Regions from separate parts of the Homo sapiens genome. Here all the other regions are linked to region 2. A link is a contact called in ENCODE Hi-C or POLR2A ChIA-PET data. All regions are on one chromosome and are shown on one strand. The core of a region is the stretch at or near the end of the contact, and the rest is flanking DNA. Distances in the headings are between cores, read along the strand shown. Region 1 holds the start of NR2F2 (nuclear receptor subfamily 2 group F member 2). Region 2 holds the start of ARRDC4 (arrestin domain containing 4). Region 3 holds the start of LRRC28 (leucine rich repeat containing 28). Region 4 overlaps LOC101927263 (a long non-coding RNA gene). Region 5 has its middle 200 kb from the start of LYSMD4.

Region 1 (2,700 bases), core at 94-2,593, 1.6 Mb after region 2:
GGCTCCCCGGGTCTCGGGCTCCGGCGCGCCGCCTTTTGTGTGTGCGAGGGTGCAAGAGGGCGCGGGAGGGCGCCCCGGGTGGCTCGGGGGCTGGTTGGTTGAGGTTGGTTAGTTTTTCCTTTTTTGTTTTTGCTTTTGCAAAGTTTTGTCGATGGCTTGTCTGGCCCGGTGTGTTTGTTTTGTTTGTTTCTCTCGGCTCAGCTTTGTTGGTTTCGGGGGGCTTTCCGCCGGGAGGGGAGGGGAAGGGGACAGGAGAGCGAGTGGGAGCAGAACGTGGAGAAAGAGGGAGGGGAGGGAGAGCTGAAGTCGATTGTCTGGCTTCAAGACAGAAGTAGGAGGCAAAAAAAAAAATCTCTCCAAAGATCTCGCTCGCTCTCACTCTCTCCCTCCCTCTCTCGTTCACTCTCGCTCTTAGAGCTGGTGTGCAGCCGAGGAGTTGGCGGAGGAGGAGGAGGAGGAGGAGGAGGAAGAGGAGGTGGTGGTGAAGGAGGAGGTAGAGGAGGAGGAGAGGCGACTGTCCGGGGGCCAAGTCCAGGGCAGCCCACAGTCAGCCATTCAGGAAAGCCATCGAAATCAGGAGGACTAGGAGATCGGAGGCGCCGGGTGCGGGCGCGCCCAGGGAGCCAGGCAGGCCGGGGCGGAGGCCGGCGGCCCGCGGAGTGGCCGGAGCGCTGCCCGGGTCCGGGGGAATCAGCATGAAAGTGGTCCGCGTCGGGCGCTGCGCGGCGTCGTCCTGGCGCTGGGCCGCCGCCGCCGCCGCCTGCCCCGGGCGTCCGGCGCGCGCCTCGCTCTCTCCGGCCGCCGCCGCCCGCAGTCGCTGGGTGGAGGCCGCTCGCCGTTCCCTGCGGGCCGCCCGGGCCGCCGCTGCCGCCGGAGCCGCCGCCGAAGCCGCCGGGTCGGGCCCGGAGCCGCTGCGTCTAGCGCCGCCGCCGCCGCTGAAGTCGCTGCTGCCGCTGCTGCCGCCGCCGGAGCCGCTGCTGCTGCTGCTGCCGCCGCCGCCTCACACACATAGGGAAAGAGTCAACTCGCCGGCGGCGGGGGAGAAATGATAAAAGAGAGAGAGGAGGGCAGATCACCACCTAGAAGCACATCCTTCGTGCGCAGAGGGGGGAGAAAAAGACGGAGAGAAAGAATGAAAGAGGGGAAAAAAGGCAGTACGGCACCCGGAGAAAGGAGGCAACTCGGGGAGAGGAGGAGGAGAAGAAGAAAACACACACGCGCGCACGCACACACACACCGCGGAGAGAAAAGAACAGAGAATCAAAGTGATCAAATATGCTAAAAAGGGGGGCGCGGGAGGGAATGCGATTTATAGGCGCCGGGGCTGGCAGAAGTGGCTTCTCCGCGATCAGCTCACTGAGCTCTCTATATAGTGAACTTTGACACGACTGCTGCAACTTAGCGCACGTTGCCATGGCGACGGCGCGCCTTATAAGGCAGCAGCCGGGGTTGGCCTGGCCAGGCGCGCGCGCGCCGCCCCCTCGCCGTCATTGGCCGGACTGCGGCGGCCCCGCCATGGCGGCCGCGGGCGCAGCCCGGTCCTAGCGCGAGCGGCGTCGCCGGCGCGGCGCGGGGCACGCGGGGGACCGGGGGTTGGGGGGGCGGGGACGGGGTGGCCGCGCCGCCGCCGCCGCCGCCGCCGAGAGGGGGATGGGCCCGTGCTGGCCCTGCGAGCGCTGCCTCTGCTCTCCCCACATCCCGCACCCGAGGTTTCCGCCCCGGCGGGGAGACTAGCGCAGCGCGCACACACAACGTCTCTTAAAGGCTCCGCGAGAGGCTTTGGATGGAATCGGGGAGTTTGCCTCTCGCAACTTGGCGATGTCACGAATTCCGCCGCTCGCGCACCACCCGGGACTCCTGGCGCATCTTAGTACCCACAATGCCAAAGAAAAGTTCCCTGGTTTCTTTGCAGAGGGATAGGGAGTGAGGGTGGGAAGGTGCCACGAACTGAGCTTGTAGGCATTTTCCAAACGAAAGAGTTGGCCAGATCCGGGTGATGGCAAACCCTTCTCTTAATTAACTCTGATCACTTGTTCGGTTTGGTGACATATATATATGACATATATTCTTTTCAGAGGATAAAGGCCGTTCTGTTTCTGTTTATTCCTTGTAGGGTTAACATTTCACAGGTATGTGGCCTGACATTTTAATTGCCCAAATAAAGCATCTCGGATGCTGAGAAGCAGAAATAGACTTCATCTGATTGTCATGATGCAATTAGAATCAATTTTCCTCAACTTTACCCTCTCTCGCTGGTTTTAGCTAACTCTCCAGCCAACATCCTGCCACACACCCAGTCATGGTGAGAGGGGAAAGACCTCTGCCCACTGATGGACAGGAGGAGGCAGCCGCCCAGCCTCCCCTGTGCACACCCTCTGTACACACATGTAAGCGCACATGTATCAGATGCACATTTGTCAATGTACACAGACAAAGACTTCACCGACTATGCTTCTAGGTCATAGAACAGTTGAGTACGGACTTCATTGTTCCTCAAGTTCCTTTTAAGCATTCATATAGTCATTAAAACGCACCCAGAGATTCTGCCCCAAATGGGAAATAATACTAGTACAGGTCACAAGAACCAAACCCAAGCCATATTCTACCTCAAGAAGTCACTGCAAAAAGAACAACTTCATAGCCTATTGCCATTCTGCTCCATGTGCTAAAATAATTGAGACAGTTGTGTCTTTGAATTCC
Region 2 (2,700 bases), core at 102-2,601:
CATCCATGAAATGAGTAAGACTCATGGTTCTTAGTATTTTCGTGACTAAAGGGATCCAATTTTGGTATCTAATATTAATGAAACGCTCATGTAGTGTGTCCCCACATGGGTACTTCTGGAAAAGTCTACACTGTGAACTGGACTTCACCAAAGTGAGCAGGAAGGGAAATCCCGACACGCCCTGATGCTCTTGTCTCTAAAGGCATTTTGAGTGGAGAGAAGTGGGGGAGAGGGGAAGAAGCGGGTAGGAGGGGAGGAGGAGGATGGGGAGGAAGAGGATGCGGAGGAAACAGCAGCAGTATCAGGTAGAGGTACAACTCTTACTAAGTTGCCCTGCTCCCCAGAAGAGGGAAACCAAGCATGATGATCAAGTCTGGAAAACACTTCCTTTGAACTCCTACCCCTCAGAAACTACTTCCCTATTCCCCAAACCAAATTTCTGCTAATTCATCATGAACCAAGAACGTATGCAGGATAGGGAGGAGTGGAGGCCATAGGACACGGGCACCGCAGAATGGAACCTCATAGCCGCCGGTTCCACCGTCCCTTTCTTGGACCAGAAGGAACAGGACCTAGATTTCTGGATCCCCCATTGTCCAATCACAGGTTCCCACCGCACCCAATGGCCCCCTCCCGTCGCGGTCCTAGAAAATCCCGAGCCACTGGTCCCGGTCAGGCCCGGCGGGCCAGGGGCGGGGCGCCAGGAAGAGCTGCGCACCCAGGACTTGCGGTCTCTCCTTACCCGCGAGGGTAGGCCGGACCCCACCCCCGGAAGCCCGCCCTGATCTCACCTGCCAGGTGGGCATCCCGAGGGTGCGCGGCCTCCCAGCCCCTCCCCGGCCCCGCAGCCTGGCGGGGGAACCCCAGGCGCTCGCCTGCGCTTACCGGCCGGGGGCTCCCGCAGGCTGAGGCGCACGTTCAGGTACTCCACCTCCGAGAAGACAGCCAGGGCCGCGGTGCTGGCCGAGGCGCGGGGGCAGGTGCTCGGGCCCCAGGCGGCGGTGGCGCGCCCCTGGGCCTCCAGGCGCAGCGCGCGCAGGGCCACCGGCTCGGACGCCTCCAGCAGCACGTGCCCGGCCACTGTCTCGCCGCTGGAATAGCAGCCCTTGCGCTCGTCCTCGAACACCAGACCCAGGCTCTTCACGCGGCCCTCGGCACCCACGGCCGCCGCGCACCCAGCCTCCCCGCCCATCCCGCCGGGCGACTCTTTCCTGCCCCTGAGGTCGGCAGAGGCCCGGAGCCGGGGTCGCGAGCACAGCGGCGCCGCTGTCACAGGCGCTCGCGGCAGGGTAAGGCCGCCGCGGCAGCCGTGCGGTACCCGATGGGGCACCGGCTCGCCGAGAGGCCTGTCGCTTTAACAAACCCAGTTGGGCCTGGAAAAGGGCCGGGACAGCCCACCCCCGGCGGGCGGCCATTGGTCAGCTGCGAGCCCTGCTTCTTGCTGATTTGTTGTAGATGGTCACTGAGTCATTTCATTGGCGCTCCCACGCGTGGGTGGGCGCAGGAAGGCCGTGCGTGATCAGGGAGTGTTGGCCAATCGGGAGGCTCCGGCGTGCACGTGCACAGGCCGTTTACTGGCTGAGGCCAGGCACAGTCCTGGAGCCCTGGCCAATAGTGAGGCGGTGCGCCCATGTGGACAGACAGTGGGAAACAGTATCTGTCAGGGAGGGGGCGGAACAGGGTTATCTCCGGCTCTCAGCGTGTCAGCCGTTCCCATAGTTACGAACGGGGGCGGGGTTTCTAGCAGCGTAAGGACTTTGCAGGAGCCACTGGGTTCTCGCTAAAGCATGAAGTTGTGGCTGTAACTGGCTTGTGTTTATGATTACATCTGCAATACTCGAGGGGAAATAGATGCTCTGGGAAACGGAACTCGGCAATATTTCCTTTTGAGATCTTGGGGGCCGGCCGCATCGGGACTTTAATGAATGACTTGGAATCTTCTAACCTCCAGGTTTTTGATCACCGCCTCTCCCAGGTTTCAGAATTCCCAGCCCATGTAAGAGCCATAGATAAGAAAAATGAGGGTTGTGGTTTTAAACCTGATACATCCCCTAAGGAGTTCTCCTCCTAAGCTCCGCAGTGTCGCTGTTAGGAATAGCTGGAACTCTGATTCTTCCTGCTGTAAATAAGATCATGAATCACATTGTTTTTGAACAACATCTGTCACTCAAGTTTCTGCCCCACCCGAAAGTTTCCTGACATCATTGTCATATCCACAGAAATTTCCAATTGCCTTGATGACTTGTTCCTCACGCCCAAGTTTCCTCCGGCTTGTCCTGCTACATTTTCCTTTTCAACCTTCCATTTTTTCTCTGTTCTGTTTTTTACCATCTTGCATAGCTGTCATTAGCTGGTCATCATTTTCTTAACTTTTAAGTTGTCCCCTTATCGACATGCCACGTTTGTGAGCTGTTATGTATTGATTAATCTCACAATGAAATTTAGCAATTTTCCTAAAAAAAAAACCTCAAAGTAAAGGTTGCTCTACTACCCTCGTTGAGTTTAGATTATTAATGTGGAGATTTAGTAAAGTTTTATAAGTTCAAAATTTCCTTATTACCTCTCAGAGAAAGTGGAAAAGTCACAAATTAGGCTCTGTGTAAAGTTCAGAAATAGTTGCTATTCTCTGACCATTTCGTCTAGAATAGCTCCCTACATGATCTTACTCTGCCTACTTTTTTTTTTATATAACACAACGTG
Region 3 (2,700 bases), core at 153-2,652, 1.3 Mb before region 2:
TAACCCTTCCTAAAACCTAGGTGATGGGTTGACAGGTGCAGCAAATCACCATGGCACACGTTTACCTATGTAACAAACCGGCATATTCTGCACATGTATCCAGGGACTTAAAATTTTAAAGTAGGCCTTCTAATATCTGATGACATGTGGAAGAACATTGCAAGGTTGATTTTTCATCCAACTATGTCAAGACCACGGATAGAGCCTATAAGCTTGCTACATGCCACAAGGATGTCTAATCTTTACAACCATGCACTGCAATAGACATTATGTAGCCCGTTTTGTAGAGGAGGAAACTGAGTTTCTCAGAGGGTAACATGCCATAGTTCCATCGCAGGTGGACTGACTACAAAGCGTGTGCACCGCCGCCCTATAATGCAAAACCACACTCACTGAAGGAAGATTCAATAAGACAGTCCCTGTAACCTGACGGCTTTCCTTCTGAATGTTCTGGCTGGGATTGGCTGCCTCAAAAACACCATTACACTCTGTTAAAATTGCTACAAAGGCTGTTTGGGAGATAAAATCTAAACAAATGAAATCCTAAAACTGCCAATAATAGCAATAAAGCATCAACAATGCTCACAGTTTTGCAGTATGCATTCACGGGCCATACACAGCCTTTAACAAGGTAATTTTCTTACCCCATTTCACTTGACTACATCTTACCTAGTTAAGCAAACTACCTCTTGTATAGTTATACTACCTCTTATGTAGTTAAGGCAAATAGTATTACTTAATATCAGCTGTATACAGCTGCACTTACACACGAGCTTTCTGACAGGTGAACACCAATCTATCTTATTATTAAAAACAAAACAAAAAAATCAAAAACCTCTCAACAAAATTCCACACATATTAAGGAGTATTTTGAAAGGAAGGAGTCCCTTATACTGACCTCCCCGTACTCAATTTAGTAGAATACGCATTCCAATTTCCTAACGCTGGAGATTAGAGAACTATAAGCTACATATTAAAAGCATTTGTAAAAGGCTATTTTCTCAGCTGTGGTAACAAACACTGGCAGAGTCTTAGGCAAAACACACGCCGTTTCGCCCGAGTTAGCCAGCCACTGAGATCGTTACAGTTGGGAAGCAGCGAGCCCAGCAGCAGGGATTTCACGGACCCGGTATCAGGGTTCTCGGGTCCCAGGGGCCGCGGGCCGCAGAGTGGGAGGAGGACCCGGCAGCTGTGGCCACCCGAGGCCCGGACGGCTCCGCTGTCCCACTCGCCGCGACCCGGACGCTTTGGCAGGACCACGTCTGGGGCGTCCCCGCCGGGGGGCCGGGTCAGAGAGCCTCGCCACTTGAATCACCCGACGAGGCGGACAGCTCTACTCACCTCAGCGCCAGCAGAGCCAGCGCTCCGGAGCGCAAGCGGCGCTGGAAGCCAAGCGGGGGACGGCGGGCGGGGCGGGGCAGGGAGCCAGGCGAGGGCGGGGCGGAGCGCCGGGCGTCGGGGGCGGGGCTCCGGGGGTGGAGCGGAACCCGCGCCAGAGGGAGCTGGGGAAGAGGGAGCGGGAGAGGAGCACGGAACCTCGCGATAATCCCCTGTGTTCTCGCGCTTTCACGATAGGCGCGGGAAAATGCTCGTTTGCCAAGCGATCTGTGTATTGGCCGAGAGCGCTACTTCCTCTATGCTGGCCCCGCCCGCGGCTCTACTCTTGCTTCCGGCTCCGGCGTGGGGTTTGATGTCGACGGAGTGGCTTTTGCTTAGCGTCTTGAAGGGGTAATTTAGTCGGCTCCAACTTCGGGAACCGCCAGTTACTGACCTGTTCCTTCATTCATACATTCATTCAGTCACTCGGCTTCTCATTCAGAGCACACGTTGAGGGATTACAACAATGATCCCACGTTGAGCGTTCGTTCTAAGAGCTGTTTATAGATTATCTCGTTGAACCCTTGACAGCAATCCCATGACACAGGGACTAACAGCGCCAGTCTGACCGTTGAAAAACAGGCCAGTGGGTTTATGTAACGAAGCCAACGTTATTTAGCAAGTAGTGAGTCTAAGCACCGGATTTAAGGGGTCACTACGAACTGGTAGATAACAAAGATGAGGAGGACGTAACCTAGTCTCTGCCCTTCAAACACCCAAGGTTTATTTTGAGTAAAGATTGCTAAAAAGGTCAGGAACAATTTAGAGAGTTAAATACAATGACACTTCCTAGCCTGACTGAGTAGGCCGTCAATATGTATTTCTTCAAGACGAAAATTATTATGTCAGCGAAATAGCATGAAAGAGGGCTTTATGCTGTTAAAAATACTTGGAAGCATAGTTCGGAAACATTTTTAAAAGACACTTTTTAAAGTGTCTCATTAATATGACAAATTTCCTTCTGAAATGAAGATTTTAAAGTATAATCCTCTACTACAACCGCTGATATTTTTTGTTCTGTGGAAAGCCTGTCTATGAGTTTGCGAGGCTCCTTGTCAAGGAACTTTAACTTTATAATGAAGTAGTTTTTACAGTTGCTGACTTAATTATTCATAGAGACGAATAACCTAGAAAGCAGAGTTATATTAAATAAAAAACATTGGTTTTAAAACAAGGTATGAGTTATAATAAAAATTATCAGTTATCTATTAAATCTGGTCTTCAAGAGCTATTCAGGTATACAGCATGGTTGGTATATGTCATGTATTTCTAAGATAGTTTCGGAATACCTAAGAATTCGTGGCACTCAGAAATTTTTTGCTG
Region 4 (2,700 bases), core at 8-2,507, 1.6 Mb after region 2:
ACAACTGTCACTTTTCATCACTTAGCTCAAATAAATACTTGAAGAAATGAATTGGAAGAGACTTTCAGATCATGTTTATAATTCTTGGTCGCCGCGTTAACATTCCTAATGACCTGACCCTCTGAGTTTCTGCAGACTTCTAAATTGGGCCGAAAATTCCTCCTTATATACTAGAAAACTTCAAGGAAGGTGAGGTGGCCGGAAATGCGACTCAAGGGAGAAGTGCAGCGGCTGCATGTGGAAGGCAGGGTGTTGTCGCAGCAAAGCATCCCAGCAGCTGCGAGGGCCCAGGCCCGAGACCCAGGGCCACAGAGAGGGGGACAGCTCACGGGTCAGGGGATTCACATGGAACCAGCTGCTGACAGGAGGGCCCCAGCCTAGCAGCCGCGCCGCCCGCCCGCGTTCCTCGGGTCCCGCCGACCAGGCTGCAAAACCACGAGAAAATTCATGCCAGAAGGAAACGCTGTTCATTGGGACTATTACTATTATTCTATCACTGTTTCAAAAATGATTTTAAAGGGCCCCTACGACCGCAGATGAGGAGTGGCAGAGTGAGAGCCATTTTCTCCCAGTCATCTTCGACTCAGAGCTTGTGAGACACCCAGAAAGAGCAGAAGCATGGAAACGAAATCGTACGCACTGAAGTCCGTTCAATAAATTGAAATAGTTTCTCCAATTTTGCTACCATTTGCCCAAGCCTTCTAGTATTACCAGCCGGTGGTAATACTTTCACTTTCTCTCTCTCTCTCCCTCTCTCTTTCAAGCTCTCTCTCTCTCTCTCTCTCTCACACACACACACACACACACACACACACACACAACCAGTTCTAAGAAATAGGAGGAAAAATACAGAAAAAAAAAAGCGAAAGGAGAGGTAAGAAAAAAAAACTACAGAAAATAAAAGGAAAAGGAAGGGAAGAAAAAGGAAATGAGAGAAAAGAAGAAAGCAAAGGAAAACCCAAAAACTATATATCTTTTCTTTTTTAGTTTGGGGGACAACGATAGAACACATATTTTCCTTATTTTTTTCTTTGAAAAAGAACAACAAGAACAACAAAAAACCCTAAGCTGCGTCTCTGAGCTTGTGGTGGATTGGGCGCTTGCTCGGTGTGCCTGGGCCGAGGCTGACTCCAGCGCGCCGCTCGCCGTGCCTGGGGACCTGCAGCCCCAGCCTCCGCCCCGCCCGGGAATTTCGAAGATTTCCCCCGAGCGGCGGCGCGCGGAGTGTGCTCCGGAACTCGCCATCACAGCGCTCCCCGCCGCCGCCAGCCTTCCCCAGTCGTGGCCTCAGGCCTTCGCCCACCCTGCGGACCGCTCCGCCTAGGTGGGTCTGAGCGCTCCCGATTTTCCGCTCAGAGGCTTTAGGAACCCCGAGTTAACATTGCTCGGTGGCCGCTGCCTCGCTGCGTGGACGCGGCGGCGGATGCGCTCGGTGGCGAAAACCCGGGCGCGCTGCCGTACCTTGGAGCGCCACCTCGCTGCAGAAACTGGAATGACGCCGCCAAGCCTCCCAGCCTGCGGCAGCCTAATTGTACGTCACCCGGACTTTTTCCGTAATCGAAACCCTCAGAGAAGCCGCAACGCACAGGTCTTCTGACGGGTTAAAAACCATTATCTGTGACCGACAGATCCCACAGTGGCTGCATTGGGATGAAGGGAAAATAACAGAAGAAGGAGAAAAATATATAGGCACAATTTCACCAAGTCTAAAGTAGTCACTCAAGCTGGGGAGCTGCTTTCCTAGAAAGGAGAAGATAAATGAGACGTGGTCTTTAGGAAGCCACTAGTTCGGGCCCCGTGTATTTCCGGCCATTCAGCTGCGGCCAGTGCAGATGTCTCCCATGAGGTGGTGCCTATAAAGTCATCCCTTCCCAATTATGATTTCCACCAAAATTCATTTATTCTGGTCAGTCCAGCATTAGAGGGGTTCTGCAGTGCCAGTCTCCAGCCTACTGGGACACTGTACCCACAGCTTTTGGCTTTGCTGACTAAATAACCACAAAATATAGCCCCCAACACGTACACCTGTCCGCCGGTGAAAGTAGCAACTGGCAAGAATTGCAAATTACACAGCCTCTCTTTCCAAGGTGCAACTGGGCATTTGACACTATTTTATCCAGTTGATAACTTAACAGGTTTGCCGCAATCTTATATCCACACGACCATAAAATATACAGAAAATTTAACCCACTTATATGGTGAGCCTTTGCTTCAATGTGTCTTCAAAGTGCACCATCCCAGAGATGGGTGTTATAAGTTAAAACAAATGTTACATGCCAAACATGGTTTTAAAAATACAGCATCTCTGTCATGGTCCAGTGAGGATTTGTGTGGTTTCTTTGTTTTGAAGGGAGGTACAGAACCTTTATTTAATGTAGTTTTTATTACAAAGTTCAAATCCTTTTTTTTAAAAGGAGCTCTGTGGATCCTACAAATAATGGGAGCTGAACTGGGGACTATAGGGTGGAGATAGAGTTTATCTGGTGTTGTATAAGCCCCTGTATTTCCCTGCCTGAGCAATCCCAACATAGAGATCGCTTCTTGAAACTCCGCAGTCCCCTGAGTTAGCGGGGTGAGCCCCCAAAGGGCAGGCAGGGGATAGCGTGAGTGCCCCTTCTCCCTGTAACCAGGGCTCCTCCTTGCTGATTAGGAGCTCTCAGATCTTGCTCAGAAATTACACGGCTGCGCCAGGAAAATAGC
Region 5 (2,700 bases), core at 188-2,687, 2.0 Mb before region 2:
TTATAAACATTTAGCACTTAACAGAATATGCAAAGCAGAAAGGGAGCGAATTGGAGGGAAAAGTAGTTCTACAATAATCGTCGGAGACCTCAGTCCCCCACTTTCAATAATGGAAAGAACAACCAGACAGAAGATAAGAAAGGAAATGAGAGGACTTGAACAACACAGCAAGCCAAGTGGACCTAACACACACCACCAGGCCCCCAGTGCATTTCAGCTGAGGCCTCTGGACACGAGGCCCACGACAGGTGTCTTAGTGGGCCCACGACTGCTGTGACAAATTACCACAAACTTGCTGGCTTCCAACAACACACGTTTATGATCTTACAGTCCTGGAGGTCGAAAGAGTAAAAAGAGGTCTCACTGAGCTGAAATGAAGCTGCTGGCAGGGCTGCGTTTCTTTCCGGAGGTTCGTTGGGAGAACCTAGTCCCTTACCTTTTCCAGCTGCTAGGCAGAGGCCGCCCTGTTCCGTGGCCCGTCCTCCATCCCCAAAGCCAGAAAAACCGGGCTGAGACCTCCTGGTGCTGTCGGCCTTCTCTGTTCTCTGTTCTCTCTCTTTCTTTCTCTCGCCTCTCTTCCTTATAAGGACAGGTGATTGCATTGGGCCCACCTGGGTGACCCAGGCTAATCTCCTTACCCATTAAGCTCCCCATCCTCAGCCTTTTCTTCTGTCAGATGGAGAATATAATCCCCTAGTTTTAGGGAATTTTGAGGAATAAATCGGATTACTAAACTGTGAGTTCCTTGAGTCAATAAAGATTAACTGAGCACTTACTGTGTGTAAGGCAACTTTCCTAAGTGCTAGGGATACGACAGTGAACAAAACACACAAAAATGCGTGTTTCTGTCTGTGTGTGCAATTAATCTACCTTAATTCCATCCGCAACTGTAATTCCCTTTTGCCATGTAAGGGGACAAATTCACAGGCTCTGGGGAGTAGGATGTGGACACCCTTGGGGCGTTTATTCTGCCTTCCGCAGTGGAGGACTGCAGACGCTGTGGGCGAAATGTTTGGAGCTGGTGCCATTAAAACCCTCTGCAGTTCCCGCTCAAGGTGCAACTCTCAAGTACTGGCACCTGGGTTTGCGGCCACGTGAGGCTCTGAGCAGCATGGGCCTTGGGGACACTGAAGATATCAGAGGCCCTAGAGGTATGTGTGGCTTCCCAGGTTAAAGTTGGCACGGAGAGAGAAGAGCGTGGCAAGTCAGGCAAACCCGGTGAACTCCCTTTGTCAGCCTTCCTTCCGTCTGCCACAAGGAAGGCCTGTACCAGAACCCAGGGCCTTCTGGGCTGAGAGGCCGCAGCCTGCATTGGAAGGCCACTGAGTCACGGACGTGGGAAGATGACCATCGGTGTCCGAGACGCGAGTATAAAGCCAGGCGCTGCCACTCACCAAGCTGCGCGATCTCGGGCGAGCAGCGCTTCGCCAGGCTCGGCCCACGGCGACGCCACAGTGCCACCTGCCGGCCGGACGCCCTCGCTCGCGCACCCCGCCCTCCTCACTCGCGCACCCCGCCCTCCTCACTCGCGCACCCCGCCCTCCTCACTCGCGCACCCCGCCCTCCTCACTCGCGCACTCCCCCGCCCTCCTCACTCGCGCACTCCCCCGCCCTCCTCACTCGCGCACTCCCCCGCCCTCCTCACTCGCGCACCCCGCCCTCCTCACTCGCGCACCCCGCCCTCCTCACTCGCGCACCCCGCCCTCCTCACTCGCGCACCCCGCCCTCCTCACTCGCGCACTCCCCCGCCCTCCTCACTCGCGCACTCCCCCGCCCTCCTCACTCGCGCACTCCCCCGCCCTCCTCACTCGCGCACTCCCCCGCCCTCCTCACTCGCGCACCCCTCCCTCCTCACTCGCGCACTCCCCCGCCCTCCTCACTCGCGCACTCCCCCGCCCTCCTCACTCGCGCACTCCCCCGCCCTCCTCACTCGCGCACTCCCCCGCCCTCCTCACTCGCGCACCCCGCCCTCCTCACTCGCGCACTCCCCCGCCCTCCTCACTCGCGCACCCCGCCCTCCTCTCTCGCGCACCCCGCCCTCCTCACTCGCGCACTCCCCCGCCCTCCTCACTCGCGCACCCCGCCCTCCTCTCTCGCGCACCCCGCCCTCCTCACTCGCGCACCCCGCCCTCCTCACTCGCGCACTCCCCCGCCCTCCTCACTCGCGCACCCCTCCCTCCTCACTCGCGCACTCCCCCGCCCTCCTCACTCGCGCACTCCCCCGCCCTCCTCACTCGCGCACTCCCCCGCCCTCCTCACTCGCGCACTCCCCCGCCCTCCTCACTCGCGCACCCCGCCCTCCTCACTCGCGCACCCCGCCCTCCTCACTCGCGCACTCCCCCGCCCTCCTCACTCGCGCACCCCGCCCTCCTCACTCGCGCACTCCCCCGCCCTCCTCACTCGCGCACCCCGCCCTCCTCTCTCGCGCACCCCGCCCTCCTCACTCGCGCACTCCCCCGCCCTCCTCACTCGCGCACCCCGCCCTCCTCTCTCGCGCACCCCGCCCTCCTCACTCGCGCACTCCCCCGCCCTCCTCACTCGCGCACTCCCCCGCCCTCCTCACTCGCGCACCCCGCCCTCCTCACTCGCGCACTCCCCCGCCCTCCTCACTCGCGCACTCCCCCGCCCTCCTCACTCGCGCACCCCGCCCTCCTCACTCGCGCACTCCCCCGCCCTCCTCACTCGCGCACTCCCCCGCCC

What was found. Hi-C counts contacts between places; a loop is a spot of excess contacts on that map. ChIA-PET counts read pairs that join two places held with the same protein, here RNA polymerase II (POLR2A). Pooled maps may share reads with other maps.
Region 1: a loop to region 2 is called in a map of gastrocnemius medialis, with 4 times the contacts of the local background. The contact joins the promoter of NR2F2 here to the promoter of ARRDC4 in region 2. A Hi-C loop is called at or near these places in 3 of 168 maps with a recorded cell type or tissue (K562, Right ventricle myocardium inferior and gastrocnemius medialis) and 8 of 50 pooled maps. POLR2A ChIA-PET finds 5 or more read pairs at or near these places in 1 of 52 experiments (BJ).
Region 3: a map of CD8-positive, alpha-beta T cell shows a loop between it and region 2 (17-fold over the local background). The contact joins the promoter of LRRC28 here to the promoter of ARRDC4 in region 2. A Hi-C loop is called at or near these places in 2 of 168 maps with a recorded cell type or tissue (CD8-positive, alpha-beta T cell and naive thymus-derived CD4-positive, alpha-beta T cell), 1 of 37 single-sample maps with no recorded cell type and 11 of 50 pooled maps.
Region 4: a loop to region 2 is called in a map of vagina, with 14 times the contacts of the local background. The contact joins the enhancer-like site here to the promoter of ARRDC4 in region 2. A Hi-C loop is called at or near these places in 1 of 168 maps with a recorded cell type or tissue (vagina) and 8 of 50 pooled maps. POLR2A ChIA-PET finds 5 or more read pairs at or near these places in 1 of 52 experiments (BJ).
Region 5: a map of CD8-positive, alpha-beta T cell shows a loop between it and region 2 (18-fold over the local background). The contact joins the enhancer-like site here to the promoter of ARRDC4 in region 2. A Hi-C loop is called at or near these places in 3 of 168 maps with a recorded cell type or tissue (CD8-positive, alpha-beta T cell and naive thymus-derived CD4-positive, alpha-beta T cell) and 9 of 50 pooled maps.

Annotation. Positions count from the first base shown.
Region 1 is chr15:96,329,343-96,332,042 of GRCh38, reverse strand. It overlaps NR2F2 (nuclear receptor subfamily 2 group F member 2), which reads right to left and starts at 1,343. Exons shown (of 3, transcript NM_021005.4): 1 at 1-1,343. RefSeq lists a silencer at 1,451-1,590.
Region 2 is chr15:97,959,354-97,962,053 of GRCh38, reverse strand. ARRDC4 (arrestin domain containing 4) reads right to left here and starts at 1,351. Exons shown (of 8, transcript NM_183376.3): 1 at 886-1,351. The coding sequence starts at 1,192.
Region 3 is chr15:99,250,183-99,252,882 of GRCh38, reverse strand. LRRC28 (leucine rich repeat containing 28) reads right to left here and starts at 1,402. Exons shown (of 10, transcript NM_144598.5): 1 at 1,342-1,402. It also overlaps a transcript of TTC23 not described here. RefSeq lists a silencer at 1,088-1,627 and an enhancer at 1,878-1,927.
Region 4 is chr15:96,355,813-96,358,512 of GRCh38, reverse strand. All of the region lies in intron 3 of LOC101927263 (a long non-coding RNA gene), which reads right to left. Among named protein-coding and RNA genes, the nearest start is that of SCDAL, 14 kb to the right of the region's middle. RefSeq lists an enhancer at 1-39. Within about 2 kb of position 1,257, at least 28 of the 41 ENCODE cell types and tissues checked have a DNase peak (open chromatin) inside an H3K27ac peak, as active enhancers do.
Region 5 is chr15:99,927,253-99,929,952 of GRCh38, reverse strand. No RefSeq gene overlaps it. Among named protein-coding and RNA genes, the nearest start is that of LYSMD4, 200 kb to the right of the region's middle. RefSeq lists a silencer at 1,514-1,573 and an enhancer at 1,295-1,589. Within about 2 kb of position 1,437, at least 29 of the 41 ENCODE cell types and tissues checked have a DNase peak (open chromatin) inside an H3K27ac peak, as active enhancers do.